Regions from separate parts of the Mus musculus genome. Here region 1 is linked to region 2. The links are chromatin loops, found by intact Hi-C in ENCODE. Cell type or tissue: left cerebral cortex. All regions are shown on one strand. Each heading gives the region's core, and the rest is flanking DNA. Links, peaks and the distances in the headings are about the cores only. Region 1 overlaps Tor1aip1 (torsin A interacting protein 1). Region 2 overlaps Cep350 (centrosomal protein 350).

Region 1 (16,203 bases), core at 4,401-9,400, 76 kb after region 2:
GTAAATTTATTTAAATTACTAAAATAGCTTTTAAAAGCTTTTTACACATTAACTGCTACAATTGTTTTTTTTCTGAAAGATAAAAGAAATTTATTTAAGTCAGTGGAATATAAGACATTTCTATTTCCTTATGATATGTATGTAAAAAATAAAGACTTTCAAAAACTTTTTTATAATTCTTTACAAAATGAGAATCTTATCAGTCTGACCTGACCGAAACAGATAGTAATACAAATCTTACCACCCACCATGAGACTCCCAGTGGGTAAAGAACAGTTGACTAGGACTCTAAAGTAGTATTCTCATTTAGATGTCTATGGAGAAGAACTCAAGGTGCATCTAGAATTGTTAAGAGTAGAAAACAAAACAGCAGCGGACAGATGAGAATACCTAGTTATAAATGCAAAAAACTCTAAAATACTCGAGCAATAGAGACCTAGGTCCGCTGTTCTTCACGTGTGGTAAGGTTCACTCTTTTGGCTTGAGGTACTCACTCGACAAAATGATCATGTGCATAGTATATCTCTATTTGTTATGGACCACCACTCCCAGACTTCCAGTACTCATGTACAGAGAAAATGAAGTTCTCTTCAACAGCCCAGCAGAGAACTGTTTACCAATTTTGAAGCTATCTCTGTGTTGTGTATTGGGGGGGTGGGTATTGGCTGTGGAGATGGGGGGGAGGGAGGTAGTAGGTGTGGAGACAGGGGTAGGGGTCAGAGGGGTGGGAAGGGGGGTAGTGGGGGTGGTTGTGTATTGGGGGGCAGGGAGGGGGATAGTGGGTGTAGAGGCAGTACTTCATCCTACAGCCCAGGCAAGCTGGCTTGAAACTCACTATACAGCTAACAATGGCTTCTTCTTCAACTTCCCAAGTGCTGGCATTGTAGACATGAGTTACCTGACTTCAAAATGTGTTTCTACTGCTAGGGGATGGTCACCAGGAGAACACGTGACCAGCTGGTGTGGGATCTCAGGTTCAATTCCTAGTATCGGCAAAAAGTAAAAAAATTAAATAATAATAGTAATAATAATAATAATTTAAAAAATCCCAAACCATCAAGTTGAGGATGTACCAGAAACTATATTTTCTTTAGGACAAAAACTGTCAGGTATTATCAAAGAGAATGCTTTGAATCTGCCTACCTTTCAAATTGATAAGAGCTAAGTAAGGAAATACACTGCATAATATACAAGCTTAAAAAATCTTGGGAGGACCATGGCACTCTTTTTTTACTGGGGAGTGGGGTTGAATTAGGGTCTTGATATATATATACTCCAGGCTGGCTTTCAATTCAAGATACTCCAACCGCAATGTGATGAGTGAGTGCCGAGATGACAGGCGTGTGGAATGCTGGGTACTGAATCCAGGGTATTGCACAGGCTGGGCTAATGCTCCGCCACTGAGCTTTAGCCTCACACAAGAACACAAACAGAAAGGGCAAACTGTAACAGTTAGAGGCCGCCGCCTAGGCGTGCCTGCGTGACTACCCCTCACAGGCTTCTTGTCACGTTTATGTTTCTTTTTTTAAAAAGTAAAGTTTCGAGTTTTAAATTTTTTTTTTAAAGACAGTGTCTTACGTAACCCAGGGTGGCAGAAAACCCAACTAACTAGATGAGGCTGGCCTTGAACTTCTGTTCCTCCTGACTCTCCTGAGACAATACTGAGACAGATCACAGGCGTGGTTTACCATGCCCAGCTTGCAACTATCTTTTTTCCCTTCTTCCTTTTCCTTCTCTATTGAACAATTTCTCTTCTCTTTCTACCTCCAAATCCCTCCTCCCCTCTCTAAAAACCAGTGAGGGAGGGGCTGGCTAAACCGCACATCCAGTTCTGTTTTTATAGGCAGCAGCTAAGGATCACACATTTAAATGGTATGAGAGAAAAAATATGGGGAATCCACAGCTACAATTAGGGAGCTGTCAGCCATTAATAAGGTCACAAACACAAGTAAATCCAAAGTTAACTATAGAGCTGATTCTTTGAAAGAGGAACCTAGCCCTTCTCACTGGCCACACCACAGCAAGAATGATTCGGCCAGAATCAAGGCAGACACTCGGGAATTGCATATACTGTACACTATGCTAAATACCTTGAACATGGTTCAGAGTGGAAATAGAGAAACAATTCTCTCAAATCACAGATAATTAGGCTGGTTAATGATTTAGTTATTCCACTTTTATGTATGAACTTTACTTCCTTTAAAAAGAAACCAGTTTTCAAAAACTGTTCCAAATTCCATCTCTGGTTACAAGGTCTCAAAACCGCTCAAACCCGAGATGGCTTTCCGCTTCTCTCCCTCATAAGCAGCTGCCTGCTTTCAGAGTGTTCTCAGGCTGCACAGGCAGCACGAGGTGGGAGATGCGGCTCCAGAGCCCATTCAGCTTGTCTGGGTCCATGTGGTTGTAGGAGCTGGCAGTGCTAGAGCTGGTGAACTTGACTTTAAGGAAATCCCTCACTTTCTCTTCAATTTCCTTTAGGCCTAAACTGGCTTCCAGCGTCTTCTCCTCCAACAGTACAGTCAGGACGAGGGCTACATCTTTGAAGGCTGCATTTTCATGGTCACAGTATTTATAGAAGATCAAGGTTGAGCCAGCAGGCAGGGATTCGAAGCGGTGTACCACAGCTGCATTCTGGCCATTTTTAAATCCATCAGTCAGCTCCTGATCGACTTCATGCTTAACGAGGTCACTGTCCTGAGCAGCTTTACCTGCCCCGTCAATCCGGATGGCACGGACACTACGGAAGGAGGAGTAGGCGTCGGCAATTTGTTCACTCAGACACTTGAGCACTTCTGCAGCATCTTGAGCTGCAGTGAGCAACAGGATGGCAGGCTGGGGCCGAGGGAGGGAGCTATTCAGATGTTTTTCTAGGAAGGTGGTGCCTCTCTTCCACAGCTTCTCGTTTTGACTCTGGTACTTAGACTGGAGTTGCTTCATCTGGTTCTGGAATTCTTGAACGGCAGTGGTTTCCACTGCAGGGGTATGAAAGAACCAAAATAGTCCCACTGCAAGGATGGCAACAAGTCCCAGCAGCCACCACTTTATCTTGACAGAAGGTTCATTTGGGTGATGGATAGCCGATTCTGCTCAGAAAAAAAAAAAGTCATACATGTCACATTTTCTTAGATTCAAGGGGGAGTGATTTCTTTTTGTGTGTATATGTATGTATGTGTGGATACAGAGGCTGAGTGTAATGGAACCTCCTAGAGTTATAGTCCCAGGTGACGACTGTGAGCCCCTGACAGGTGCTGGGATAAACTGGGTCCCCTGCATGAGAAGTGCATGTTCTTAACTGCTGAGCTGGATCTGCAGTCCCATGCATGCCTTTGCCCAGAACTCAGCATGGAGAACAGGTTAGTGTCAAACTCACTGCCTCTGCCTCTTGAGTGCTGGCATTAAAGGTGTGTCTGACTATGTCTGACTAAGAGGGAGAACTTTAAAAAGGGGGAACTGGTAATGTGTTTTTTTTTTTTCCTTAAGAAATATAAGCCGGGCGTGGTGGCACACGCCTTTAATCCCAGCACTCAGGAGGCAGAGGCAGGTGGATTTCTGAGTTCGAGGCCAGCCTGGTCTACAAAGTGAGTTCCAGGACAGCTAGGGCTATACAGAGAAACCCTGTCTCGGAAAAAAAAAAAATAAATAAATAAATATACTGTTCAATAAAAGCTCAAATGCCTAAGTTATGGATATATATCACAAATCTAAAAAAATACAATGGTTTCTAAAGAAAATTAATTTAAATACCAAATTGCATACACATAACTTCAGAAGTAAAACTTTATAAAACAAGACTTAGGAGCATTTTCTAATAGGTAGGAAGTAAATAATGGCTGCTTTATAAAGCACTGCTCAATCCAGAAGCCCAGCAGTTAACATGGCCACCTACCCAGGATAGAGTATTTCTCAAGTACATAAACAAGGTTCAGTATGCTTTCCATATGCTACGGCAGCATGTGTACTAGTCCACGTGAATTCACCGTACTGATAGCTTCCTTTGTGGCATGCAGGCCGACAGTGTACAACTCTGGCACTGAACCTGTCCATATTACTGGAGATAATTACGTTATTTCGTTTACAGAATGCTTTTCCACTTCTACAGCAATTTTGTAGATCACTTCACTTACCAATAAATCCACTTCCGAACCTTTTCCTTATTACTTTAGTAAATAGAAGTACTAGGAATCTTTTGGAGCAGCAGATCTCAGGGTACAGCCTGAAGCTATCTGAAACACTACTTGGTAGGTATGATCCCTAAAGTTGACAGTAAGACATTTTTGTTTTTTGCACGGGTGATACTTGTCCTGGTGGTGAATCAGCTAACATGGGAAATCTTCAGGTGATGAGGCAGGGCTCACTGGGGACTGACTTAGCTGTCTTAGCACAGTCATTGTAGTTTTCTCTGATACCATTAGAGGTTAAAAATGAATGGCAGATGCCAGGTGTTATTAATCCCAGCACTCAGGAGGCAAGTTAAGTTTCTGTGAGTTCCAGACCAGCCAGAGCTACGCAGACAAACACTGTTTCAAACCAAAACTAAAACCAAAACCAAAACCAACCAAACCAACAATTAGGAGAAGGGCTGGTGAGATGGCTCAGCAGGCAAAGGTGCCACTGAAACCTGTCCTTTGACCTACACCCACACACCCACATACACACTACATAAGTGTACTGAAATTTAAAGGGAGAGAGAAAGAACCTGTTTCATTAAGACTACCCTTCATGAAGTAGCTAAATGATTTTTTTTTTAATTAGGTGTTTTCCTCATTTACATTTCCCAATGCTATCCCAAAAGTCCTCCATACCCACCCCCCCACTCCTCAACCCACCCACTCCACCTTTTTGGCCCTTGCGTTCCCCTGTACTGGGGCATATAAAGTTTGCAAGTCCAATGAGCCTCTTTTTCCAGTGATGGCCAACTAAGGCCATCTTTTGATACATATGCAGCTAGAGACAAGAGCTCCGGGGTACTGCTTAGTTCATATTGTTGTTCCACCTATAGCTAAATGAATTTTGTTCCACCTTAGTCCTTGGGCTGGGGCATGGTGTAACTTGGTATAAATGTCTATCTAGTATGTGTGAGGCCCTAACACATTATCTAGCACCAAAAAACCAAACCAAAACAAAAAAAAAAAACTCCCCAAACTAAAAACAATAAAAACCAAACCCACCAAACCTCAAGACCTTTAATCCTGAGTACATATTTTCTCAATGTTGTCTGCTGTACAGCATAGACAACAGTCGTCCAAAGGAAAAGGAATTTTACAACTAAGCTGCTACTTGAATCAGCACTTTTGAAAATGAATCATTTTTACTTGAAAAGTAATTAATAATCTATGATTAGTCATATTCCTGCATTTCGCAGCTTTTTTCTTGAACAATGAACAAAGTACACCCGGTACTTTCAGGCAATATTTGTTGCCAGTGAAACATTCAAACTTTCAAGTGAAAATTAGAGTTCTGGAAATACTGCTCCTACCATTACAAAATTGATAGCTACCAATACTTGACTTTAAAAAGTGTGTGTGTGTACAATCTGTGACAGTTAGTTCTTTCCTCTACCATGTGGGTCTAGATGACTGTACTTGGTTTTATGTGTCAACTTGACACAGGCTGGGGTTATCACAGAGAAAGGAGCTTCATTTGGGGAAGTGCCTCCATGAGATCCAGCTATGGGGTATTTTCTCAATTAGTGATCAAGGGGGCAAGGCCCCTTGTGGGTGGCAGTCTTGGGTTCTATAAAAGAGCAGGCTGAGCAAGCCAGGTGGAGGAAACCAGTAAATAACAGCCCTCCATGGCCTCTACATCAGCTCCTGCTTCCTGACCTGCTTGAGTTCCAGTCCTGACTTCCTTGGTGATGAACAGCAATGTGGAAGTGTAAGCTGAATAAACCCTTTCCTCCCCAACTTGCTTCTTGGTCATGATGTTTGTGCAGGAATAGAAACCCTGACTAAGACAATGACTGAACTCAGATTCAGACCTGTGTACAAGAGCCTTTACCAGCTGAGCCATCTCACCAGACCCTTATTTTTTAACTCAGTTAATAATATTTTGTGAGTCAGGGCACTGAACTCATGCCAGGCCTCCCACTGCTCCTCACTACACAACTATCATCCCTAGGACTGGGATTACAGGCATGCATCACCACTCCTAGCAATATTTAGCTCTTGAAAGATCTTGAGTTTGATAGTGACATTAACAAATGCAATCTTTATAACTGTACATAGTGTGTCAACATTCAGAAAATGCACATACCATTTGCTTTGTTTTCATGAGAGGAGGTCTCACTATGTAACCTTGACTAGTCTGAAATTCACTATGTAGACCAGGCTGATTCAAACTCCTGGGTGATCCTCATGTCTTTTCCTCCTGAGTGCTGGGATTACCCCTGGGAGACCCCTGGCTGCATATACTGCTTCAAAGATGAAGTCTCACTCTGTAGTCAGGTATGACTCCCCTACTTCAGATTCCCACCATGCCCAGTGAAAATCTGATACCTTAGTGAATCAGTATTTTCTAATGACTAATGCATGACACTTTATTCAAATTCTAAGAATTTAAGCAAGATGCCTTTACCAGCATGCCTGTAACCTCAGCACTTGGAAGGTAAAGCCAATAGCATCAAGAGTTTAAGGCCAGCTTCAGCTATGTAGTGAATTCAAGGCCAACACAGACTACATAAAAGCTTGCCTCAAACACACACACACACACACACACACACACACACACACACCCCTCCCTCCCACACCCCTCCCCCCAAAAAACAGCAAAAAGGAACTACCAACTAAAACAATTCCAGAAAATGACAATGAATTTTAAGAGCAAAAATCTCACTAACAGTCCCTGGTTTCCTGTTTCAGGCTGCATTTAAGGACCTGCCACTTTTCCTGCTGTTCCATGGCCTCTGCCCGCCCACTTCCGCCTCCTTCATCCTTCCTGAGCACTCAGTCTTACCCCTCTCGGTTTTCCTTCTGGTATTTTATTCTTTACCCACATTTACATTTATTTATATGTACATATGCTTAAACATATTATAATTTATACATATACACTGATACATTGCAGGCTAGAGTCTGCATATAAGAGAACATACAGTTTCTGTCTGTGTTTGAGCCACCTTCCTTAATGCTATACTTTCCAGACACACCCACTTCCTTGAAAATTCCATAATTACAGCTTCTTTACATCTGAATAAAAGTGTGTGTGTGTGTGTGTGTGTGTGTGTAGCACATTTTCATTACCCATTCACCTGCTGATGGACACACAGGCTGGTTCTACATCCTTGCTGTTGTGAATAGAACAGCAGTGAACATGGATGGACACACAAGGGTCTCTGTGGCAGGACATGGAACTCTTTGGCTGTATACCCAGGGGGTATAACTGGGTCTATGGCAGCTCTGTAACTTCTGGAAACCTTTATCCTCCCATCAGGAGTGAATAAGGATTCTTCCTCTACCTACAACCTCATTAGTATTTACTGTCAGTTATGCAATGTTAAAGTTGCAAGGAAAGTCCACAATTCCATAAAAAGGTTTTTAAAATTCTTCATATCTGAATAATATTTTTAGGTATCTAAAAACAGAAGTGGGTATGAGAGTCCAAGTAAAGTTTATTAAACTAGAGATTAATGTCTAGGTAAATATGAGTAGGTTTAGTCCTCTTTTTAAAACTACTATGTGATCCTGCAACTCCACTGCTGGGTATGCATCCAAAGGGATGAATTCAGTATGTGGAGACATCTGCATCTCAGGTTCACTACAGCAATGATGCAGAAGAGCCAAGCAGTGGAGACAACTCAAATGTCCATCAACTGATGAGTAGATAGGGGCAATCATCCATAAAAAAGAATCCTGTCGCTGGGCAGTGGCGGCGCACACCTTTAATCCCAGCACTTGGGAGGCAGAGGCAGGCGAATTTCTGAGTTCAAGGCCAGCCTGGTCTACAGAGTGAGTTCCAGGACAGCCAGGGCTATACAGAGAAACCCTGTCTCGAAAAAAAAAAATCCTGTCATTTACAAATTAATTCAAACTCTTTGTAGGTATTTTTATCAATGTAGAGAGACACAAAAATTTCAGAATCACTAATAATTGCTTAGTACTTATTATTCAAGGTAACATGCTTTGGGAATAAGAAAATTCTTCAAGGCTGTATACAAGGTAAGTGTTCCAGTTTAGTTCCAATACACCTCTGTGACTTCAAAACCTGCAGCATTTGTTTCAATCACACTTATGCTCCCTTCCTGCTAATCTGACCTACTTCAGTGTAATGATAAGGGTGGCTTCCTCACTAACAGACTATTAGTGCCATGTGTGTGCACAGGCCATGGTGGGTGTACGCATGCGCGTGGAGGTCAGAGTGTAACGTTGCCAAGTCGCTTCTCTCCTCCACCTTTATATGGTTCCAGAGTCTGAACTTTGGTGCTGAGGCTCAGACAGTAAGATTTTACTCACCGAACAATCTCTCCAGCCCTACTTATCAACATTTATTCTTGGTACTATGAACAATAAAGTCAAGAGGAAACTAGATGTTTCATATGGTTTGCCTCCACAGAATTTCCCTGCTGATATAGTATATACTTTTTCCAAAGAAGTGCTTATATGATGCTTCAAATAGCATCAAGTCATACTGCTGTCAAAAAAATGTTATAAATCCAAGCCATCAAGTTTGGCCCACATAATGATTAGACAGACTTACGTGGCCTGGAGGTTGATGGAGACTGGTTTCCAAAGTTGGATTTCTGAATGTTGTTATCTAAAATAAAAAGTAATTTCAGAAGACCATCAATTTTATGTTTTATTTGCCCATGTATTCTCATTACAGGAAAGAAAATGCAGGGGTCAAGCAGAGGTGGTAGGTGAAACAGAGTCTCCAAACGCCTGCTACACTGATGCCCCTCAAAGTTCATCACAGCAACAGTATCCGAGTTACTACAGAGGGAACCCTTACACACTCAGTGTAGAGAGAGAAAGCCTCGCAGCTTACGTGTTAGGAACAAAGGTAAGAAAAACATGTACACCCTAATAAGCCTGAAATCACCTGGAAAATGACTATTTACAAAACTGCTACCTGTGAAGATAATGTAAGAAAGAGGAAAATGTAGGTTATGAATTACTAAATTACATGGAATAAGGAATTTCCATATAAAACGCAATCTTAAATCATTATTTTCTATCTTAGAATGACTGAAATAGTTCCTCTAGGATTCTGGCCATTACATTCTTAATTACTATTTTTAAGATCTTATAAAACAAAACAAAACAAAACAAAACATAACAAAACAAAACAAAACTGTATCAAGAGACAGAGAGGCCCAACAACTTCACTGGCATGGCCTCCATTTGTGATCACACCCATCTACCACCTGCCCGCAGTAACTTTGGTATAGACAACTTCTGAACAGATAGATGACCTTCCTTGTGCTTGAGAAGCACTGGACTAGATCACAGGAATAAATACTGCTAAGATACAGAAATTGCCTTGAGTCATATGACCAGAAAACAGAAACAAAACTGAAACACTCAACAAGCAAGCAAGACAAAGTGACATCGTGCTAACTCTAAGAGCCGATTCTTTGGGTTACCAATTCTGCTCATGAAACTTTATTAGAAACATTTAAATTATGCCGTAGGTTACAAATGCACTATTAAAAACCAAATACTAAAAAGGCCCCAATATATCAGATGCTCATCTTAAAGACCTTATTACATAATTACAAAGATAAATGGGAAATGGCAGTTCTGTGATGTTCTACTCTTTACGATGGATATGACTAATAAGTATTAAATATGTGTTATACACACTATGTATGTAATCCATAGATCATAAACATACTTTGAAGCCTGCTATGTATAAACTGCTGAGGTATTCTCTCTTCCTTACTAAATCACTAAAAGCAGTAAGAGAAACATGAAAATCTATAGGGATTTTCAAGTCCAAAGTTATAGCAGCAGTTACTCCATAAAGTCAAGAGTGCAGGGCCGTGAATCTGCCAGTTATTGATTTTTACATGATATAAGTAAGCATTAACAATTATGTGGCCAGGCGGTGGTGGCGCACACCTTTAATTCCAACACTCGGGAGGCAGAGGCAGGTGGATTTCTGAGTTCAAGGACAGCCTGGTCTACAAAGTGAGTTCCAGGACAGCCAGTGCTACACAGAGAAACCCTGTCTCAAACAAAACAAAACAAAACAAAACAAAACAAAACAAAACAAAACAAAACAAAACATGAGAGAGAAGAGCTCAGGCTTGATGGTGTACAACTAAGATCAAGCACTCAGAGGTGGCACAAAAATAAGGAGAAGTCTAGAGCTGGCTATGTGAGATCCTGTCCAAAAACCAAAGCAGTAGCAACCAGAAGCTAAACAAAACACCCGTGACAAAAGTTTAAACAATTATCTTGAACTGAAGAGTAACTATGTAAAGGCTGTTACAAAATCACTATTGGTGTCTTTCACTGTTACAAATATTTTCATCCTTGTCATTGTTCTATACTAAACAAAACTTTGTTAATAGACTAATAATCTTTCTTTCCTTGGTCTAGATATGTAGCCCAAGGTGTCTTCAAACCTCCTGTTTAGGCAGCCCAATTATAGGTGTGCACTACTATACTCAACTTGATGAATGCATATTTCTTGCATGCCATTTTTCTACAACACTCTCAAAGTTCAGTACAATACCTAGGTACGGTAGTTACAAGTACTTAACTCAAAATTCTAAAACTTAACAACAAATTTGGTGTCAAAAAACAAAAAACAAAAACAAAAACAAAAAACCCCCAAAAACAATGCTAAGCCAGTCATGGTGACTTAATTTCAGGCCAGCCAGAGTTATACGGTTGAGACCCTCTCTCAGGAATAACAGCAGTAGCAGTTTCCTTTCGCAATGAGCAACATCTTAGAGAAAATAAAAAGGGTTTTGAGAGATATCACTAAGGTAAAGATAGCAGAGACTGCTCTTCCAGAGGACAAGAGTCCAAATCTCCCATCAGGGAGTTCATAGCTCTAGCTCCACAGGATCTGTCACCCTCCTCTAACCTCTGAAGGTACTATACTTGTGTGCAAATACAGCACACACACTTCAGTCTCGAGCTGAAGTGACAGCTCAGCAGTTAAGGGTACTTGGTACTTTTTACAGAGGACCTGAGTTCAGTTCCTGAGATCTACTGTCTCTAGCTCCAGCTCTGAGAGAACCAAAGCCCTCTTCCAGCTCATGGATAAGCATGCACATGCACACACACACACGCGCATACACACACAAATAAATTTAATCTAAAAAAAGTTTAAAAATCTTCTCTGGTATCAATGTATATAAATTTTTTTCTTTGCTATTTCCTGGAATACAGTATTATAAACTAAGAAATACCCCAAGAAGCTCTGAATTTTCCATGGTATAGAGACTACCATTACTGCATTTTCTACTTTCAATGCTACCTCTTAGATTTTAATTTTCAATCAGGAGGCAGGTGGAGCTCTCTGAGTTAAGGTCAGTTTGGTCTACATAGTGAATTCTAGGACAGTCATGTCTACACAGAGAGATGCTGTCTCTCAAATTTAAAAGAAAAAAAAGATTTTTCATTAATTCTAATAATCTGAATAATTAGTATTTGGCTTCCTAAGTATAAGAGGCAATGAAAAACAAATTTTAAGAGGAAATGCTTTTCTTTTCTTTTTTTTTGTTTTGTTTTTTCTTTTGGTTTTTCGAGACAGGGTTTCTCTGTGTAGCCCTGGCTGTCCTCCAACTCAGAAATTCACCTCCCGAGTGCTGGGATTAAAGGCGTGTGCCACCATCCCCGGCAGGAAATGCTTTTCTACTATCAAGTAGTACACACAACACTGAAAAATAATAGCCAAAAGTAAGGCAGGAGGAAAGGGTGTTTTCATTTTATGCGGCTAAATAGCTCGTTTAAGAGTGGAATACAGACTCTGATGAGGAAAAGTCAACTGTAATCATTAGAGATTACCGCAATCTCTAAGTGTGTCAGTCCTTCCATGAGCAACAGATAAATGTGAGGGTTTTATACAGTCTGGTGTGATGGTACCCACCATTCTAAAACCCCAACTCTTGAGCAGCTGAGGCTAAAGGATGGCATTCTAGACAATGTGGGCCGTAGAGTGAAACACTGTTCTCAGACCCAAAACCAAATTCTGTGGTGTGGGAGGGTGAAGAGCAAAGCACCATGCAGGGCAGAAAACAATGGACAGTTCACACAGCCAATACAGATATAATCAATAACTGACCTGACTTGATTTCCTGCGTGTTTTTTGTTCATCTTGTGACTGAACCCAGTGTTTTATGCATGCTGGCCAAATGCCCCACCACTTAGTTACATCTTCAGCACTAATATGGATGTATTTCTACAGACATAATGACAGACTGAGCTCAAAGTATGGTCATTTTGTCACATCAATTTACAGATTTATTAAAAAAGATTTATTTATTTTATGTATATGAGTGCATTCTTATTGTCTTCAGACATACCAGAAGAGGGCATCAGCCCAACAGATATTTCTTCCATTCAGTGACATTTGTGCTACCCTAAACATAATCATGAAAATACTATTTGTGAATTTTCAGCCTTTATGACATGAAATATGGGGCAAAGAAGGCTGCAGTAGAGTGCTTATCTATATGAAGTCCACGAGAACACACACACACACACACACACACACACACACACACCTGAAATTATTAGCTGCTAGCTCGTGAGGTGTGAGGCCTGGGAACGGCCCCCACTGGTTTTCGCATGCCACTTCCTACACTGCACTGGCTGCATTGGCTGCACTCTCATCTGGGAACAGAGCTGACGGTTGGTACTGACCGGAAGAGCTCAGTATTTGTTATGTTAGATAGTCACAAAGTTCAGCAGCAAAGAGAGGGGTCTACTTACACGCCATTCTACTCCTCATTCGTACAGCTCGGTCAACCCACTCCTGAGGGTTTTCCTGACATCCTGAGGCTGAAGCAAAAACACAAACACACATCATTTCGTATACTAAATTTATAACATAGTTCAACATATACAATAAATATAACAGGGAGGGGAATGCAGGGAGGAACACATCAAAGGTAAAAGCCTCTGAAGAAAAAGATAACGTCCTGGGGTCAGACTAGTGACGACAAAAGCCTTCCCTCAGACAGAAATAATTGCCCACCAGATAAAACTATGATGTATATCTTTACTCTGATCTAACACTGAGTTCAAAACTATTCCACTGGTTTCTAGTTACATTTAAGAAGAAAAGTTGGGCAATTACCCTCCAAGTAAATTATTGAGGCTAAAACAGCCCTGAATAGAATGCCAAATCAGAGTAATTATTACATACAGGACCATTGTGTGTTGGACTTAAAAAGCTGAGGTGAAATGATTTAAAATCAAATTACAACTTTATTTATTTATTTGGTCTCTTGAGTTGGGGTTTCTCTGTGTAGCCCTGGCTGTCCTAGACCTCACTCTGTAGACCAGGCTGGTCTGGAACTCAGAAACCCTCCTGTCTTTGCTGGAATTAAAGGTGTGTGTTATCAAGTTTGGCCACGTTGGGACTTTTTATTGACTGAACAAGGCAGGAAGAGGGCTGACTGAAACAGAGAACTTACTCAGCAGTAATGGCTGATTCTCATGAGCTGGGAAGTCCTGATCTAGAACAGAGAAAAGGAGTAAAGTCAGAGAACAATGGGGACAGAGACAGAAGGAGCTAACACAGCCATTTCACCTATCTACCAGACAAAGAAACTGATCCAACCCTCTGACCAGTCAAACACACAATCAATATGTATTTTTTCCCTTTTGTGTGCATGTGTATGTTGAGTGCTGGTGCCTGCAGAAGCAGAAGGTGTTGGATCTTCTGAATTGGAGTCACGGGTGGTTCTGAGATGTCCACTGCGGTGTTAGGAACTGAACTCCCGTCCTCTGCAAGCACATTTAACCAGAGTCATCTTCCCATCTTTTTTTTTTTTTTTTTTTTTTTTTTTTTTTTTTTGCTTTTTGAGACAGGGTTTCTCTGTGTAGCCCTGGCTGTCCTGGAACTCACTTTGTAGACCAGGCTGTCCTCGAACTCAGAAATCCGCCTGGCCCTGCCTCCTGAGTGCTGGGATTAAAGGCGTGCACCACCACCGCCTGGCTCATCTTCTCATCTTATTTCCCTTTTTCTAAACTAGAAACACCTAGCACTGGACAACGATAAGATGTCAGCTCTAGGATCATTACTCTGAAAATGGCTATGCGGAAGCTGTGGCTCAGTGGCAAAGCACTCCCGTCGTGTGCGTGAGGCTTTCATTCCCAGCACAGAAAGGAAAAAGAAAAGCCCATCAACCACCTGACCAGGCTATGGCAGGCTGATGAGATGTCCGCCATAAGTCTTGGGGCAACATTTCATACTTGGGCCCCAGTTGGCAACACTCGTTGTGGAAGTTTAGGGGGCATGGCTTTGTTGGAGATGTGTCACTGGGGGCAGAGGTTCTGAACTTTTGTGTGTGTTCTCACAGTCTCCTGCTTGCAGTTTGAGATTCAAGCTCCCAGCAATTACTGCTGCCATGCCTTCACTCTTGACATCATGGATTTTAACCCTTTGGAACTGTAAACTCAAATAAACTCTTCCTTCTAGAACAGTGGTTTCCAACTGTGGGTCGTAAACCCCCCCAGGGATCTCAAAGCAGATATCCTGCATATCAGATATTTTAAAATGGGTGTTTGCATGTGTGAAAATGATGGACATATATGTACACACACACACATACACTTTCTCTCTCTCATATTATATCATATCAAATACTAAAAAAGTACTCTATAGAAAATGTTTTTAAGGCTGCATCTAATAATAAAACTCAATTAGACAGGTTCTTCTTATTGATACATAACAAAATATGGCAACTTAGATTCAATGAAATATTTTCAAAAAGGAAATGTCTCAAATCTTGAAGTTTAATTTAAAAATAGAAAAAGGTGAAAATGCTATTATTCTGCTTAACCTAAGAACACATATATACTCATTATAGATTATCCACAATAGAAAGTAATAGCATTTAAGAAAACCGTTGAACTGATGTAGAGCAAAGTGATAGAATGCTTGCCTAAAAGTACTAAAAACCTGGCTCAACCCTTAGGACCCCTAAAAAATCAAAACCAAATGTCACTCATGATCATTGTTAACTGCATCTTAAAACATTACTTCTAATATTTTGTATTCTGTCATCTCAACAACAAAAATGAAAAATTACAAAGCTATAAGACTCACTACTCTATCAGTGAACAAACTAAAAGCAATCCACTACCTGGTAATATAACCAAAGACACAGCACAAACAGGCAGGACAGGGCTGGTCTCCTCCTAGGAGCTTGCACTACTTACTGTGTGGCAGCCCCTCAGTGAATCTGGATGATTGCCAGCTGCTGGGGTGGCTTCATCTAAACCACAAAGTATCTGTAGCATCACCTTACAGTGCTCATTTCATGGGAGAATAATGAGTAATGAACAGAGTGAGGCAGATACACTGCAGGCAATAACCTGAAGTACAGGATTTGGCTTTAAATCCTTCTTGGCCTGCAAACTGTACCACAGACATCTTCTTTTACGTGACATGAAAGCAGAAGGAAGGACGATTTTTTGCAAGGAGGAAAGGATGGAGCTGAAGTGGAGGTGTAGAAGCCGGGCGTGGTGGCGCACGCCTTTAATCCCAGCACTCGGGAGGCAGAGACAAGTGAATTTCTGAGTTCGAGGCCAGCCTGGTCTACAGAGTGAGTTCCAGGACAGCCAGGGCTACACAGAGAAACCCTGTCTCGAAAAACAAAAACAAAACAAAACAAAACAAACAAAAAAGAAGCCTGAGCACACCTACATTCCACCACAGATGGGGGAGGGGCTCAAGACAACACTTCACAGAAGGACCTAATAGGCAGTTAACAGTTGCTGGGGAAGGGAAGTCATATCCTCAGTGGGGTAGCCACTGGTAAGTTACCCTTGCCCAAATAACCACCTCCCTCCCACCCACCTCTACTCATTCAAGCAGCCCTAATTAAAGGGAAGTGGGAGCGTAGACTACAAACCAAGGAGGAAGGGGACTTGCTGGGGGAAGCTTAGCAGGAGGCAAAGGGAGATGGGAGAGGATAGTGGGGGGATAGGATTAAACATTACCTACCATTTGATTATGAAAGAATAAAAATATAAAATGTTTTAAGGATGAGGGATAGGAGAGGGAAGTGGGGGCAGCTAA
Region 2 (16,203 bases), core at 5,403-10,402:
AATAAATGTACAGGCAAACCACCCATACGCAGAAATAAGATAATAGTAAAATAATAAAATAGTGATTTAAGCACTTTGCTTTCAACAGAAGAAACTGAAAGAGCATTAAAATCAAAAGCAGCCTAAAATGACAACTGTCCCTGTTTGCTTTCTGTTGCTGTGATAAATATCATAGCCAAAGACAGCTTGGAGAGGAAAACACTTCTTTTTCTTACACTTCCAGGTCCCAATCCACAACTGAGAGTAATGAGGGACCAGCTCAAGAAGGAGCAGAGGCGAGACCCACAGAGGAAGCCTCTTCCTGCTGGCCCCGCTGCTCAGGCTCAAGTTCAGCTGGGTTTAACTTTGTTTAATACAGCCTAGGCCTACCTACATAGGGGTGGTACCTCCTACAGTAGGCTTTCATGTCAACCAGTAAAACAAGACGATGCCCCACAGACACGCCCACAGGCCAGGGTGGACTAGGTAAATCCTCAAGAGGGGTCCCCTCATCTCAAAGGACTCTAGTTTATGTCAACCACTGATATAAATAAAGTAACTAAACAAAAGAGAGCAATAACACACAATTATCACAATATCTTTAAGTGCATACATGTAAATTTTAAGAAAATGAAATGTAATACCAAATTGAATGTAATAACAGATGAAACCAACTCATTTGTCAAATAATTTGCTCCATTTATAGAGTGAAAATCTACAACCTAGGAATTCTAAAGTTATATTATTATACGTTTGGTAGAATTCACCTCTAATAAAGAGAAACAGCGCTAAACCTGGCGGGATAAACTTCATCCTAGAAAAGGAAAGCTGGGTGGATTTAAAAAAGAAAAAAACCAACAATAAAAAGAAAATTATGAAATAATTATCTAAATATAGTATAGGCTTTTTCTCACCTTTTCCATATAACTGATATGACTTAGTAAAAATATTAATGACGCTGTGTGGACTTCCCTTTGCCAGTTCTTCCCATGGTCCTTTGCTTTGTGTACCACCTATGTGCCCAAAAAGTGGCAAGAATTTCTCAGCTTCTTTCTGAAACTCTTTGATGGGTTCATAAGAGTTTCTCTCCCCAGCACAGAATTCTTTTTCCTTTAAAATTTCCGCTACCTTCAAAAGGGGCCGTGCATCCCGGCGTTCTTCTTCCTCAGAGAGACTCCCTTCACTAAGAAGAGGCCCTTCACTGACTGAGTCTATGCTGGAACAAAGAGACCTTTTGGCTCTTTCTTGAGAACAGGCTTGTATGTCAGAGCTGGAAGAATCTGTCTGCCTCCTGCACAACTGTGCCAGCAGCCCTCCTGGCTTAGGACTAGGGGATTTCATTCGTAAGCTTGATATGGCACTCTGGGGTCTGATCATCTCAGGAAGTTTTTTATATTCACTAAGGCTGCCTACACCAGGAAGCTCATCGTCAAAAGCTGCATGAGACACACAGGTTCCCAGCATCTTCTGAATCCGGGCAGAGAAAGCATCTTCAATGTCCTCTTTCACAGGTGGACTGATAGCTTTAGTCCAAGGTCCATTCTCTTGAGGTGCTAGCTTCACATCACACTCGGTGTTCCACACTGACCCATAGTTAATGCTGGCCCCAGCTAGTTTCTTAGCCTCACTCTCAATCCTACTGGACAGAGAGGCCGCTGTTGCTTTCAGGGCTTCAATACGATCCAGTTTAGTCTTATATTGGCTGGTACTAGGTTTCAACAAGGCATCTGGATGAGGAGCTTGTGAGGTCAGATATGGTTGAGGTGTGAAAGTTAACGGTCCTGAAGCCGTATTATGACTCTTCTTGGCTGGTAAAACAGATTCATAGTCCTTGTGCAAAATTCCTACATGCTCAAGATGCAGGAGATGGGAGAGTAAATTCTCAGTCGTTCCAGCGAGGGGCTGGGCTTGAGAACTGTGAACTCGAGGGCTCAGTCTGTCAGGCTGCATCCATGTAGGCTCCATCAAGTCTCTTCTGATAACAGAAAGCACGGTGTTAGCTAATACAGTAATCCACATACTATTTTTCTTTTGTTGCAGTGTTAGTAATTGATTCCAGAGCTTTGCCCCTGCCAGACAAGCATTCTCTCATAGACCCATCTCCCCAGTCCAAACCATCACTTAAAGGGAGTAAAGGAGTTCTCGGATTATACGAATAATATACACACATTGTCAAAAAAAGCAAAAGGGTTGAGAGTGAGAGATTACTCAGAGAAAAACAATAAAAAAGCCATTGTTATTTTTGGTAGTTTGTTTACAATTATACCTTTGCTAACATTTATCTATGTGTAAGTTGTGGTTTTGTGGTGATATTTGCACAAAAATGGTATTTCACCATTTGTACTGTTTTGCAAACTTTCTTCAAATAAGAGGCCTTATTTTTTCAATTGGCCATTTAAAACTCTCCAGATAAGTTTCCTTAGAACAATACCTCTATTCAATCCTTTAAAAATAATATTACTTAAAAGAGAAACACTTAAGATAATATAGTAATCTGAATGAAAATAGGCCCCATAGTCTCCTAGGGAGTTGTGCTATTAGGAGGTGTGGCCTTGTCAGAGGAAGTGTGTCACTGTGGTTAAGCTTGAGGTCTCAGATGCTAAAGGCAGGCCCACTGTCACTCTCTCTTGCTGCTGCCTGCCAATCTAGATGTAGACCTCTCAGTTCCCTCTCCAGCACCATGTCTGTCTGTGTGCCGCCATGCTTTACACCATGATGATGATGGACTGAACCTCTGACCCTGTGAGCCAGCTCCAGTTAAATGCTGTCCTTCATGAGGGTGGCCATGAGTCTCTGCACAGCAACAGGAATCCTAAGATAGACTGCTAAATATTGGAGGCCACTAAATGGCTCCACAGGAAAAGGCATCTGACGTTCAAGCCTGGAAAACTCAAATAAAGATGGAAGGAACTGAATACACAACATGTGTGTTCTGTTACATGTGTTCCACACACACAATACATAGTACTTCATTAAAATGTACAGATTTGCTTCACTTTGTTGCTGTTGGTTTTTTGTTTGATTGGGTTTTTATTTGTTTTGGTTGATTGGTTTTTCTGAACTTGTTCTATAGACCAGGCTGGTCTTGAACTCAAAGATGCACTATCTCCTGAGTGCTGGGATTAAAGGAGTGTGTCACCACCTCCTGGCTAAAATGTAGAGGTTTGAACTAAAAAAAGAAAAAAAAAATCTAAAATTTTAAAAAGGGAAAAAGGGAAGAAAAGAAAAGAAGTGGAGGAACCAATGCAAAGTAATAACAAAGCTGTGCTTGGTTTGTTCTCTAACACTCAGAATCAGAGAGCAGGGCAAAACAGCAGGATCCCAGCACAGCGGGCTAGCGATGATTACATGGACAGTAGTATTTAGACAAAAGTATTCATAAGAAAATGAGCATAATAAAGATTTAAAATTATAAATAAAAATATGATTTATATTTAAAATATATTTAGGACCACATTAAATAAATCGAACATTTCTCTTATTAGCAGTAAGTGCATAAACTGGTTGAAAGTACTGGCTTTTAAAGTCACTCACCTACGTTCAAACCCACTTCCAAAAGTAATGTGTTGACTTTGAGAAAGTTTAATTAAAGTCTAGACTTCCGTTATCTCCGCTGTGGAACCATAATAATAAGAGCACTTAGGTCGATTGATGTGCCTCTGTGGTAAATCACTTGCCTAAAAGGCACAAGGCACTGGGCTTCATGCTAGTGCTACAAAGCAAATCAAACCAAAGGAACGCCCAAGCAATGTGTTTTTCTAGACTTTACTTTCTTCTGACCTCTGTGGGTACAAGGCACATACATGGTGTATGTACATACAGCAGGCAAAACATTCATAAACATAAAATAAATAAATGTAGAAAACAACATAAATGTTATCAGTGTTATTGTCCTTTGGGGTGAAAAAGAACCATGTGTATTAACTTCACATTGGAAAGAGATTTGACTTATATGTGTACACTCTCAAAGAGTTTCAAGTCCTTTTTCTTCTCCCAATGGTTATCATTACAAAGTGTAATTTAGAACTGTCTATATCTTTCACTGTGACTTACCCATCCAAAAACTTTATGTTAGGCTCAGAGGGAGCAAGAGTGCGGTAGAAAGTTAGGTTAGGGCTGCGACTCCACCTGCATAAGGAATTGACCCTGAGTCTGGATTAAAGGACAGGAAAAACCAACGTGGGGCACAGCGAATACACCTGGACGCCATGTTCAGGTATTAGTTGAAGATATTCACCAAATGTAAAATGTCTTCTCATTAAAAGAAAGAACCTTGGTCATCTTTCATTCTCTCTTTTTATTTTTTTACCTTGCAAGAGGTTGTGGAGGCTCTGACAGGGACAGGTCACTACTGGAAGACGCACTTGGGGGACGCTCCTGTATTTTGTTTTCTTTATCAGATTCTCCAGATGGCTGATACCCAGGTCTGGCCTAAGAGAAAAGAGTGTCAAATTTATCTGATTCTGGTCACAACAATGCTGTCAAGTAGCACATAAGAAACTTATCAAGTCCCTTTAACTTAAAAAGGTCAAAAAAGAAAGGCATTTTCTCCCTCAAATAAAATCACTTTATATTTAGTTTGCCTTTAAAATAACCATTACATGAGTGTTTACTTATATCAGGTGTGGGTTTGATCCTGGCATGACAGAAAACCAAATAAAAACAACCACTGCAATTAACAGCAAAATCTTATCTAAAATCTAACAAGGACATTGCAATCGTTGGTAATAGATGCTAACAGAATTTAGAATCATCTGGGACATGGTCCTCTAGGCATCTTGACTGTGTTAAATGAGGTGGGAAGACCTGTCCACTGTGGGTGGCACCATTCCCTGGGTAGAATCCTGGACAACTTAAATCAAGAAAAGTCAGCTTAGCATGTGTCCATGAGTGTTTGCTTTCTGGTTATGAAGGTGATGTGGCCAGCTGCTTCAAGCTCCTGCCACCCTGATTTCCCTCTATGATAAACTATTCCCTTAAAGTAAAAGCCAGAAAAAGACTTTCTCTCTTACATTGCTTTTGTCAGTGTATTTTATCACAGGAACAGACAAAAAATAAACAGACATTAATATTAGCAACATGATTAAGATAAAAAGTATCCTTTATAAACCTCAGGTTTTTCCATCTTATAAGTAAAAAGAATATAAATAACCTTTCTGAGGCTGGACTTACTGATGTTTAAACCTGTAAGTAAAGCTTTTAAAGCAGTTGTAATACCTGAGACACACTCAATTATCAGTGTTAAAAACTTTAGCACAAGAGTATGGCCTCACTTCAATACTAAACCCAAAATTAAATACTTCATTAACGTAATTTGGTGGTGCACCAGTACAATGAAAACAAAGCAGAAATACAGCAGGACAGAAGAGGTCAGTGGTGACCAATATTGTAAGCTCTTCAGCTTTAACTTTCTTACGTCTCCTCGTTTCTCTTTGCATGCAATACATTTTATGAAGGTCTTGGTTGTTGTTTGTAACGATCTGAGCATGCCTAAGTGATAGGTAGGATCATTTCTGAACCGTTCTGGACAGGAAGCAAGCTTTTCCTCACCATAAACTACCCCACTTTGTGTTCCCATAACTACTAGTACCTGTATGTCCTGTGTAACATGCTGACGGGCTGGTTCTTCAAGCAAAGTCTTTTCTAGTAGCAATTTGGAGTAAGTTTCCTGAAGCCGTCTAGAGACCAATGGGTCAGAAGGAGGCACAGTTTTTGCTTTAGAGAAGGCTTCCCTCTGTCTCCGGTAGAGCTCCTGTAATCGTTTGTTCTTCTGCTCCGTAGCCTCCTTCTGAGCCTTCTTCTCTTCGTGTTGCCTCCTCCTCCTCTCCTCCTGCTGTCTAACAATGTACTGTCGTACCTCATCTGTGTCATAGTGGCGCTTCTTGGAAATCACAGGCGGATCCTCGTTCGCTGTTATTTTGTCTGGCTTTCTTTTCACGGGGCTGTGACTCCGAGGTACTTGTTCAGGGGCCGATGACTTCTGATTCTGTCCCTCTCCAGCCTCTTGCCTCACAGCTTGAGCTGAAGAATCTAGCTGTAAGTCATCAAGAATCCCACGAATTTCAACTGGCAAAAAATCCTTGTTTAAGGCAGCGCTTTCCTCCTGCTTATTGTCTGGAAGGGACAGAGCTGATTTCACTATATTAGTTTCAGACCAAGCTCTACTACTTCTTGAACGTGCTGAGCTTCGTGGAAGCTGTTTATGTGAAACATCCAATTTGGGGTCCGATTCTGCTCTTCCAATATGGCCCCCTGCAACACACAGACTGTCAGTTATATTAAAACTCCAGATTCATTCCTAAGATTTACTGCACGAATATGAAAATTAAGGAATTTTTCTTTATTTTAAACATGAATTCAAATATCCTATAACAGTCCAAAGAATGTTGTAAAGGAAAATTCCCTTTTATATCAGGAAGAGCTTCATATGAACTATACGCTTTTAGTATTTCTGCAAAAAACCCAAATATTATAACTGATAGGAATATGAGTAATGTTACCATTTATTTTACACATGCATACTTTTCCCGCTTCAAAATTTTTTCTTCAAAAAAATAAACGTAATCACAACACTCGGGAGACAAAGACAGGAGGATTAGAAGTTCATAAATTTCCTTGGCTACACAGTAAGTTTGAGCCAGCGTGGGCTCTGTAAAACTGCCCTCAAGCTACCACAAAATCTAACTGGGAAATCTCCTTAGAAATCTTTAGGGAAGGAATAATTTTAAGTGCTTTGAAAAAGATCAAACTTGGTTCTGGGGAGAAGGCTCAGTGGCTAAGAGAAACATCTGCTCTTCCAGAAGACTGGAGTTTGAGTCTCAGCACACACATGGCAGCTCCCAACTGTCTATAACTACAGTTTCAGGTGATCTGACATTCATTTCTGAGGTAAGGCACACATGGGGTGTACAGACACATAGGCAGGCCAAACACTCATAAAAGTAAAAGAATGAAGTTTTTAAAAAGAAAAATCAAGCTGTACCAAACACAACAATAAAGGCACTGGAAATACTGAATGTTTTTCTCTAAAACGTCCATGCACTACTGACTCATTCTGCACTTGAAGGGCACCACATTTAGACGAGTTTACCAGAGAACTTCTGAAAGTTTAGATTCCTACTGATATAAAAAGATTAAAACCGACCTCCTACATATCACATCTTACTAATATCTGAACTAACCAGGACCCCCAGAGCTGTGTCTCTAGTTGCATATGTAGCAGAGGATGGCCTAGTTGGCCATCAATGGCCTTGGTCTTGTGAAGATCATATGCTCCAGTACAGGGGAATGCCAGGGCCAGGAAGTGGGAGTGGGTGGGTTGGGGAGCAGGGCAGGGGGAGGGTATAGGGGGCTTTGGGATAGCATTTGAAATGTAAATGAAGAAAATATCCAATTAAAAAAAGAAAAAAAGAAAAAAAGAAAAAAAAAGACTATTTGGTATTTTACCCATTTTTAAGAAAAAAAGAAAAATCCTCAGTGAGAAGCATAAGAAATACATAATGCTTCCTTAGATTAGGATAAATATATTCTTTCAAGTAGGCAGGACTTGTGGCCTATGGTCTGGTGTCCTAGATATTAAAGAACCACCTACTTCCTAGAAAACACTACCTGCTGGCTAAGAGCTGAGCCTCCACGGCTCTTTAATGAATGTCAGAACACAATCAACACATTATGTATGCAAACAACCATTTTATCATCTACTATTTGCTGACAAGGCTTAATTTTAGACTGAGACTAGGCATGAGTTTACTTGCAAGATGAAGAAAAAGAAATACAACGTTCATATTGACTGCAATATATTAGATCACAGTTGATTACATTTCTTGCTTAATGGACTCCTGGAACTAAATTAACTAGGGGAAAATTTCACTGCTGAAAAAGAAAACTGGCTGTGGAGATTTTATATTTCATTTCTCAAAGTTAGTGATTATGGAAAACATAACTAGTTATTTTTTTCCTTTTCGTGTGTGTGTGTGTGTGTGTGTGTGTGTGTGTGTGTGTGTGTGTGTGTATGTGTGTGTGTGTGTTGTATATCTTGTATGTGTGGGCATATATGTATGTGGAGATGCCTACATTGGGAGGGAGGTATGTGAATGTGAAAGCCATGGGGGTGATGTCAGAAATGATGTCTCTTCTGCCTCATTCACTGAGGTGGGGTCTCTCAGTCACAGAGACCCACACTCAGAGCTCACTTACACAGCTAGTCCTGCTAGGCAGCTTCCTCAAGGAAGTCCCATCGAGGTAGGAATTACAGGTAGGCACTGGGGGTCTGAACTCTGGTCCTCATGCTTACATTACTTTATCCACTGAAACCCTCCTGAAATACCCTCACACCTATTTTACATAGCATCAATGTACTTAAATAAGAAAGAAAGAATTTGAAGGTCAAATTTAAGAGAGTCCTGGATCGTAAAACAAATTTAGCTATGACTGACTACACCTCTGAGGAAAATAACTTTTCTCTAGACCTATCCAAGTTCAATAGAACATTTCTGCTATTTTGAGCTACAGTAAGAATTTGAAAGAATCTTAAGTATTCTCCAGCACATTTGCACCATCTAAGTATGTAAACAGGCAACCTTGGTTTTTGAAGCAATTTTAATTATACCCTCTCACCAAATTTAGCCACTCTTTCTCTTCCACTTCTGTCATTCGATGTGGGTCTTCGCTCTTTTTGCTCCATCTTGGGTGCAGGTCCCAGAATCTTCTTTACTAATTTTTGTCCATCTCGCCAAGAAGATGTACTTATCAAACGACTGCTACCTAAAATATATATTGCACTGAATTTAAAACCTTAATTTTATCTCTAAGAAGTATATTTACTCAGTAATATAAATTCTATAATTAATTTTACATTTATCTTCTGCTAAGCTGAAAAGGTCTGTCATTAAAAGTATATTTTTAGGAGCCAGAAAGATCAATGGTTCAGCACTCAAGAGCACTGGCTGCTCTTCCAGAGGACCTGGGTTTGATTTCCAGCGCCCTCATGGAGGCTTACAACCATCTTCAACTCTAGTCCCACGAGGTCCAATACCCTCTTTGTCCTCTGTGAACACTAATGTGCACTAATGTGTACTCAGGCACACATGTAGACATAATACCTATACACATAAATAAAATTTAAAATTTTTATTTTTAACTAACTAAGCCATCAAATTTGGTTAACAGTTTGTTCAAATCTTTTTTTTTTTTAATTCCATTCATTTTTGGGGGTGGGGAGAGTGTGCCACAGCACACGTGGGCGGTCAGAGAACAACGTGGGACAGCCAGCCCAGTTCTCTCCTACCACAATGATTCTTGAAATTTCAAGTTACTAGTTAAGGCTTGTTTGCTAAACAAATATAGGGATAAAATCTTAATCTCAGTACTCAGGAAGCAGAGGCAGGAGAGCCTCTGTGAGTTCAAACTTGGTCTACATAGCAAGTTCCCAGTTAATGAGAGCTAAAAAAGTAAGACCCTTCCTCAATAAACAAATAACTTAAAAAATTTTTAAATGATAAAAATTATATATGTACAAGAATTTTTAGGTATACAATGACTAAAATTATACTAATATGACTTTAAAATTACTGTATAGACACAATAAATAAATATAAAAATTTTCAAATACTATTCGGAAATACTCAAACTAATACTAATACTTTTTGTTCGTGTCAAAATGAATAGTTTTGTTTTCCCATATTTTTCAAGGTTTCTAGCATACTCTCTTAATTTTATATGAAAGACATTCTATTAAGAGTTCCTTTTAATCCGGGCAGTGGTAGCACATGCCTTTAATCCCAGAACTTGGGAGGCAGAGGCAGGTGGATTTCTGAGTTCAAGGCCAGCCTGGTCTACAGAGTGAGTTCCAGGACAGCCAAGCCTACACAGAGAAACCCTGTCTCAAAAAACAAAACAAAAGTTCCTATTAAAGAAGCTAAAATTTAATAGACTAAATAGAAAATGGGTCTAATAAATATGCTAATTGCAACTATATTATAAATGTGTTCTGCCAAAGTGTATGTATGCATGTATGTACACATGCATACATATTGCGTGTGTGTGCGTGTGTGTGTGCACAAGTGTGTTTTCTGTGTTTTTCAGGTTTTCTTGGCATATGCCAGGCCAGTTGGTCCAGGAGCTACCAAGTCCTGTGCCCACCAGGCACCCCATAGGAGCACTGGGACTGCAGGTACTGATGCTCCAAGTCCTGTGCCCACCTGGTACCCCATAGGAGCACTGGGACTGCAGGGACTGATGCTGTATGTGTGGCTTCTATGCGGGGTCTAGGAATTCAAATTCAGGTCCCACCCTTGCACAGCAAGTGCTTTTACCCTCTGAGTCAGCCCCTGTTTACTTTAGAAATGTCTTTGCACTTTGTTATTAGCCATAAACAATGGGTCTAATGTACTAGAAGGCTCTAAGCTTATTGCTCAATATATAATAAACTTTGTTGTCATAAATGGCAGAACAAAGGTCCTTATACGTAACCTTAATTCTCAGACTCAAATCTAAACCAACATGAAGTGGTGGGTAGTCATTTGTAAATGTTGGTTTTTGAAGGAGGGGCTAGAGAGATGGCTCAGCACTTAGAGAGCACTGGCTGCTCTTCCAGCAGACCCAAGGCTTGATCCCCTGCACTCAGAGCAGCTCCCAACTGTCTGTAACTCCAATTTAAAGGCATCTGATGCCCTCTTCTGGTTTCTGAGAGCACCAGACATTGCATGTGATATATACACATAAATGTAGGCAAAATATCCAGATACATAAAATTAAAAACTAAATAAAAAAACCTGAATGGCCTTCTGAAATAGCCGCATAAAATAATTTGAAGAAGATGATCTCACTAGAACATTACTAGTATAGTCCCAGCACCGTTACTGCTACTTAGTCCAGGTTAATGGCAAAGCACACAAAGCTGAAGCAGACGATCTGACTGGGTAGACACAGCCTTTGTCCTTCACTCTAAAGGAGGCCTCTCATAGGATTATACAACATCATTCTTTCTTTTTATTTACTCTTCTCTAAATGTAATAGAATAAATTGTATTTCTGGTTTTTGCGGGGAGCGATAGGGGCTAGTTTTTTTTTTGTTTGTTTGTTTTGTTTTTTTATTCTTCTTGAGTTTCATGTGTTTAGCAAATTATATCTTATATCTAGGGTATCCTAGGTTTGGGGCTAATATCCACTTATCAGTGAGTACATATTGTGTGAGTTTCTTTGTGAATGTGTTACCTCACTCAGGATGATGCCCTCCAGGTCCATCCATTTGGCTAGGAATTTCATAAATTCATTCTTTTTAATAGCTGAGTAGTACTCCATTGTGTAGATGTACCACATTTTCTGTATCCATTCCTCTGTTGAGGGGCATCTAGGTTCTTTCCAGCTTCTGGCTATTATAAATAAGGCTGCTATGAACATAGTGGAGCATGTGTCCTTCTTACCAGTTGGGGCATCTTCTGGATATATGCCCAGGAGAGGTATTGCTGGATCCTCCGGTAGTACTATGTCCAGTTTTCTGAGGAACCGCCAGACTGATTTCCAGAGTGGTTGTACAAGCCTGCACTCCCACCAACAATGGAAGAGTGTTCCTCTTTCTCCACATCCACGCCAGCATCTGCTGTCACCTGAATTTTTGATCTTAGCCATTCTGACTGGTGTGAGGTGGAATCTCAGGGTTGTTTTGATTTGCATTTCGATAGGGGCTAGTTTTGAGACAATGTTTTACCATGTAGTCTCAGCTGTCCTGGAACTTGCTCTGTAGACCAGGCTGGTCTTAAACTGAGAGATCCACTTGCCTCTATCATTGAGTACTGAGATTAAAGGTGTGTGCCACCACCAACTATATAAAATACTTTTTTATACTTAATTTAATTACCATTAAGATAACTATAGTCTTGCAAAAACAAGTTTTACTTGTACAGAACTAGTATCACTCTATTACTGCATCTGAAATTAATCACAAAATGTCTATCATTCTAGTGACATGCACCAGAAGGACAAGGGCGTGGCTAGAACACAGCAGCTCATCATTCTTGATGTTTCCCAGAGACCATGTGGTCTCTTACCATACTGTCACATTGTTTCTTTTCTTTTCTTTTTTAAGATTTATTTATTTTATGTATGTGAGTACACTGTCACTCTCTTCAGACACACCAGAAGAGGGCATCAGATTCCATTATAGATGGTTGTGAGTTATCATGTGGTTGCTGGGAATTGAACTTAGGACCTCTGGAAGAGCGGTCAGTGCTCTTAACCACTGAGCCATCTCTCCAGTCCCTGTCACACTGTTTCTAACTGTACCTCTCAGGAACTTTTTGTCTTGCTAACCACTGTACTGACACACATATAGCCACTGCTGACAAACATCTGGATAATGAGCAAATGTATCGATTCAGAGTCTCCTGAAACTCAAGGTGACAAGCTCTCAAACTGTCTCTAGTCTTTCATGGCCAAAAGCTATTTGCTGAATATGACCCTTGAGGATAGCTAGGAATTGGAACTCATGTCATGTATGAAGTACTATCCTGAAGCATTTTTCTAGTATTCATGCTTTTAGCTCTCACAACAATCCTGTGAGACAAACACTCTGATTTGTCTTTTTACATAATGAAACTGAATCATACTAAATTGACACATTGTCAAAGAAATAGTTAGCTACAATAGAAAGTCAAGCAATATGGATCAAGGTTGACATGTTAGTCACTATGGAAGCAGAAATCTCGTTTTCCTAGTTTGATCTATTCTGTGTTTAGCTTAACCATTACTGGCAAGAAGACTGACATTCTGATGTTTCTTAAAGGCAATCATGACCTTACAGAAAATTATTACTCATAGAAAAAAATCACTATTTTAATTTGGTGTGTTCCGATTAAAAATACTAGAAAAAAACTTTTTGAGGTGGCACATTAACTAACTTGAACATACAATGAATCTGATATTAATCTTTATTATAAACTAGATATGATTTATAATCACCATGGAAACACACCTCTGACATTATGCTCTGAGGGTGTTTGCAGAATGGTGTAGCAGAGGAAGAGAAACGTATCCTAAATGTGGATGTCACTATCCTAGGAGGTGAGGGTCGCAGACTGAGTGAGAAGGAGAAAGTGAGGTTAGCTGCAGCTTGCTTCTCTCTGTCTCCTGGCTGAGGATAAAATATGGCCATCCACCCCTGCTCCTGCCACTGCCTTTCAGACCACTGTTACCTGTAACCCAAAACTGTGAGCCACAAAAGCCTTGCTTCCTTTAGCAGTCTTTGTCAGGAAAGTTTTCACAAGAATACTAATACAATGAACAATGTGTTATAGATGTATACACATAAGAAACATTTCAAATTATATTTTATAAATATGGACAGTTAATGCTGTCAACTATACCTTAACAAAATACATGTATATAGTAATAATGACATGTATAATAGACTGAATTTTCATACATTCCTAAGAATGAGAACATCTGGTAACATATTTATATGCATACAGATTCCACTTCTATAAAATCCAACTTTAAACTGAACAAAATACTGAAAACCAACCTGTTTTGCATTCTGGATTTGATAACTGTGTCACTTTTTGGATTTTTCGTACTGGTTTAACCACTTTCTTCTCTTTACTTTTTTCAACAGGCTTCTCTTTTACAGAGGTATCATCTGAAATGCATAAATATGGACAGCCACCATTAGACTCCCATTTAGCACCTACATTCCTCATGAAGAAACAGGGGTACATCAGTACCCTATTTCTGCAGCTTCGGTTACCCAAGGTCAACTGCAATCTGAAAACATTAGGTGGAAATTTCCAGACATAAACCATTCATGTTATAAATTGTGCATCATGCTGGGTCATGCCTGTCTACAGTGTCCACACCCATAGGCTTCCCACTTATAAGACACCAATAGCCACCTCTTCCACTAGATTCTCTCTTTGGTGATATCATTGAATAAACTCTTTTAAAGGTTCCAGAGCTCAAGAAAAGTGATGCCAGCAGTGAATACCAGAAAGAAGCTGTGCAGTGCACCTGTGAAGTCCATCAAAGTCACACTTGTCAACTTAATGGGAAACCGCATGCTGGGTGTGGTGAGGTGGACAGCCAGCTCATCTTCTCCACCTAGTTTCTAAATTAAGCACTATCACAAGTATGTGTAAGAAGCACAAAATACAAGCAGGATTCCACACACTTCAGTTTCAAGCATCCTTTGGTGGCCTTAGAACTATGAGAGAAAAACTTTCACTCAAGTTATTTCTATGACCCACAAACTATCAATGTCAAGTCCTCCTACAGAAAGGGCTAAAGGTTACCACCACTCCACTGTTAGCTACCAATTCTTTGCTGTTGTTTCAAGGAAACGTGTGAGAAATGCACCTCATTTTTAGGAATGGGAAGAAGCTTTGGCAGCCATGCGTTCAAACCACTGCATGGCTGCATTTCAGATGAGCGTTTTCTTAGATTACCATTTTATTTAAACACTTCAACATAAAAACTTTACAAAATGTAAATATACTAACCATAGACATCCAAAACCTTAATCTAAATGACAGGTATGAATAATGAAATTTAAAATGCACATGAAGGTCTGTGGCATAAGCAGAGTAGAGGAAGTCTGAGTAACAGGCTCTAAGGCAGGAGCGAGCAGTATCTAAGAGTCAGCAAGGACTCTGCTGAGGATGCAGTGAACAAAGAGGAGAACAGTTGGAATCTGGGCTGAGATATAAACGCGATCCAGCTGAGGGGAAGGGTGCTCCGGGCTTTCCTGTCTTACTCAGCAGTAAAATGGGGAGTTTGTAGAACACCAGAGCAAAGGAGTAAGAGAACTTAAACAAGACTCTAACAAGCTTACCCTGGCAGCTGTACTGAGAACAGACTCCCTCAGAGTTAGCAGGGAGGAGACCAGTGAAGAGAAGACTGGAGAATTGAAGCCACAGACCAATGGTGCCCTGATTTATGGAATAGTGACAAAAGTGGTAAAGGTACCACCTTCGGCAACAGCAGATAGAACTGGTACTAGATAGATATAACTTAGACAGCAGAATAGAAAATATGAAAGAAAACAGGTTCAAAGATGACTTAGGTTGTGGGTCGTCCAGACTGACAATGGAGAGCAAGGTTAAGGGATGCGCCACCAGATGAGTAATCTTCATTTCAGACAGTAAGCCTAAGCTATCTATAAAGCATGCATGGGAGATATACAGTGAGCAGGTTGATAAGAGTTTGAATTCAGGGAGGAAATCTCAACTAGAATATTTGCATAAGAACTATTTTAGGTGCTAAGAATACATACGTTTTCCTAGTAGGTCTTTTTGGATAAATAAGCAAGAAGAGAGGAAAGATGACAGGGGAGAGAGGAGAGAAGAAAAGAATAAGAGCAGACAGATTTAAGAGAAAAAAACAATGCTTCTAGAAAGTCAAGTGATGAGTGTCAAGGAAGGGCTGGCACTAGTTCTAACAATATCAACTGTTGCTGGGGAATCAGCAGGACAAATGTAGATGAGGTACTGCAGACGCAAAGTGAGTGTCACTGATGATCCTGACACTAGAAAAACCCCAGACAAACAAACAAACAAACACATGTAAGGGGAGGATACAAACCAGAGACCATTAGCATAAGGAAACACTTTGCAGTTTTGCTCTGAACAGAAGGGGACCACTGGAGAGAGAGCCCAAAGAGGTATTCTAGCATGATGCCTGCTATGACAAATGTGCCTAACAGTGTGTTTGTGGGTGTGACCAGACAGAGGAAAAGCTTGACACAGAGTGTGAGAGCAAGATGGAGTAATCTACTCAGACACACACACACACACACACACACACACACACGAGAGTATAACCATACCCACAGGTAGAGGTTAAGAATACACTTTACCCACCATAAAAAGAGGAAGGCAGAGAGTAACCAAATAACCTTTAAACAGTCCCTGACATAATAGTCCCTACCAGGTCCTGTGAGGTGCAGCTGCTGCCACTTCTTTTTAAGATGAGGAAATCAAGGGTAAAGGGTATGTAACGGCCTCACATATACAGCTAATGAACAGCAGAGCCAGACACGAACTTTTAAGCTGATTCTAAAATATTTGCTCATAATTACTACATGACACTTTCTTTCTACATGAGAAGAGTATCCTGCATAGAATGTTTAATAAAATAAAGAAAATGGAATTTAATGCCACAAAAAAAGGAAAGGAAAGGAAGAAAAGAAAAGAAAAGAAGAAAAAGAGAAAGAAAGAAAGAAAGAAAGAAAGAAAGA

What was found. Peaks named below come from ENCODE experiments on the same cell type or tissue, not always from the same donor. Only the 100,000 strongest peaks of a DNase experiment are listed, where the experiment ranks them.
Region 1: it touches region 2 in a loop (2.4-fold over the local background); 5 of 42 quality-filtered maps call a loop at or near these places.

What each region holds. Positions count from the first base shown.
Region 1 is chr1:156,004,627-156,020,829 of GRCm38, forward strand. Tor1aip1 (torsin A interacting protein 1) reads right to left here. Exons shown (of 10, transcript NM_001160018.1): 7 at 13,592-13,633; 8 at 12,885-12,953; 9 at 8,692-8,748; 10 at 1-3,083. The coding sequence ends at 2,299. It overlaps Gm51653 (a long non-coding RNA gene), which reads left to right and starts at 13,946. Exons shown (of 3, transcript XR_003948071.1): 1 at 13,946-15,939. In left cerebral cortex, for the core only: no CTCF peak of the experiment used is centred there; a DNase peak (open chromatin) is centred at 6,922.
Region 2 is chr1:155,927,220-155,943,422 of GRCm38, forward strand. It overlaps Cep350 (centrosomal protein 350), which reads right to left. Exons shown (of 38, transcript NM_001039184.1): 8 at 13,498-13,611; 9 at 8,596-8,742; 10 at 5,570-6,231; 11 at 4,289-4,410; 12 at 894-1,954. Among named protein-coding and RNA genes, the nearest start is that of Cep350, 38 kb to the right of the region's middle. In left cerebral cortex, for the core only: no CTCF peak of the experiment used is centred there; no DNase peak of the experiment used is centred there.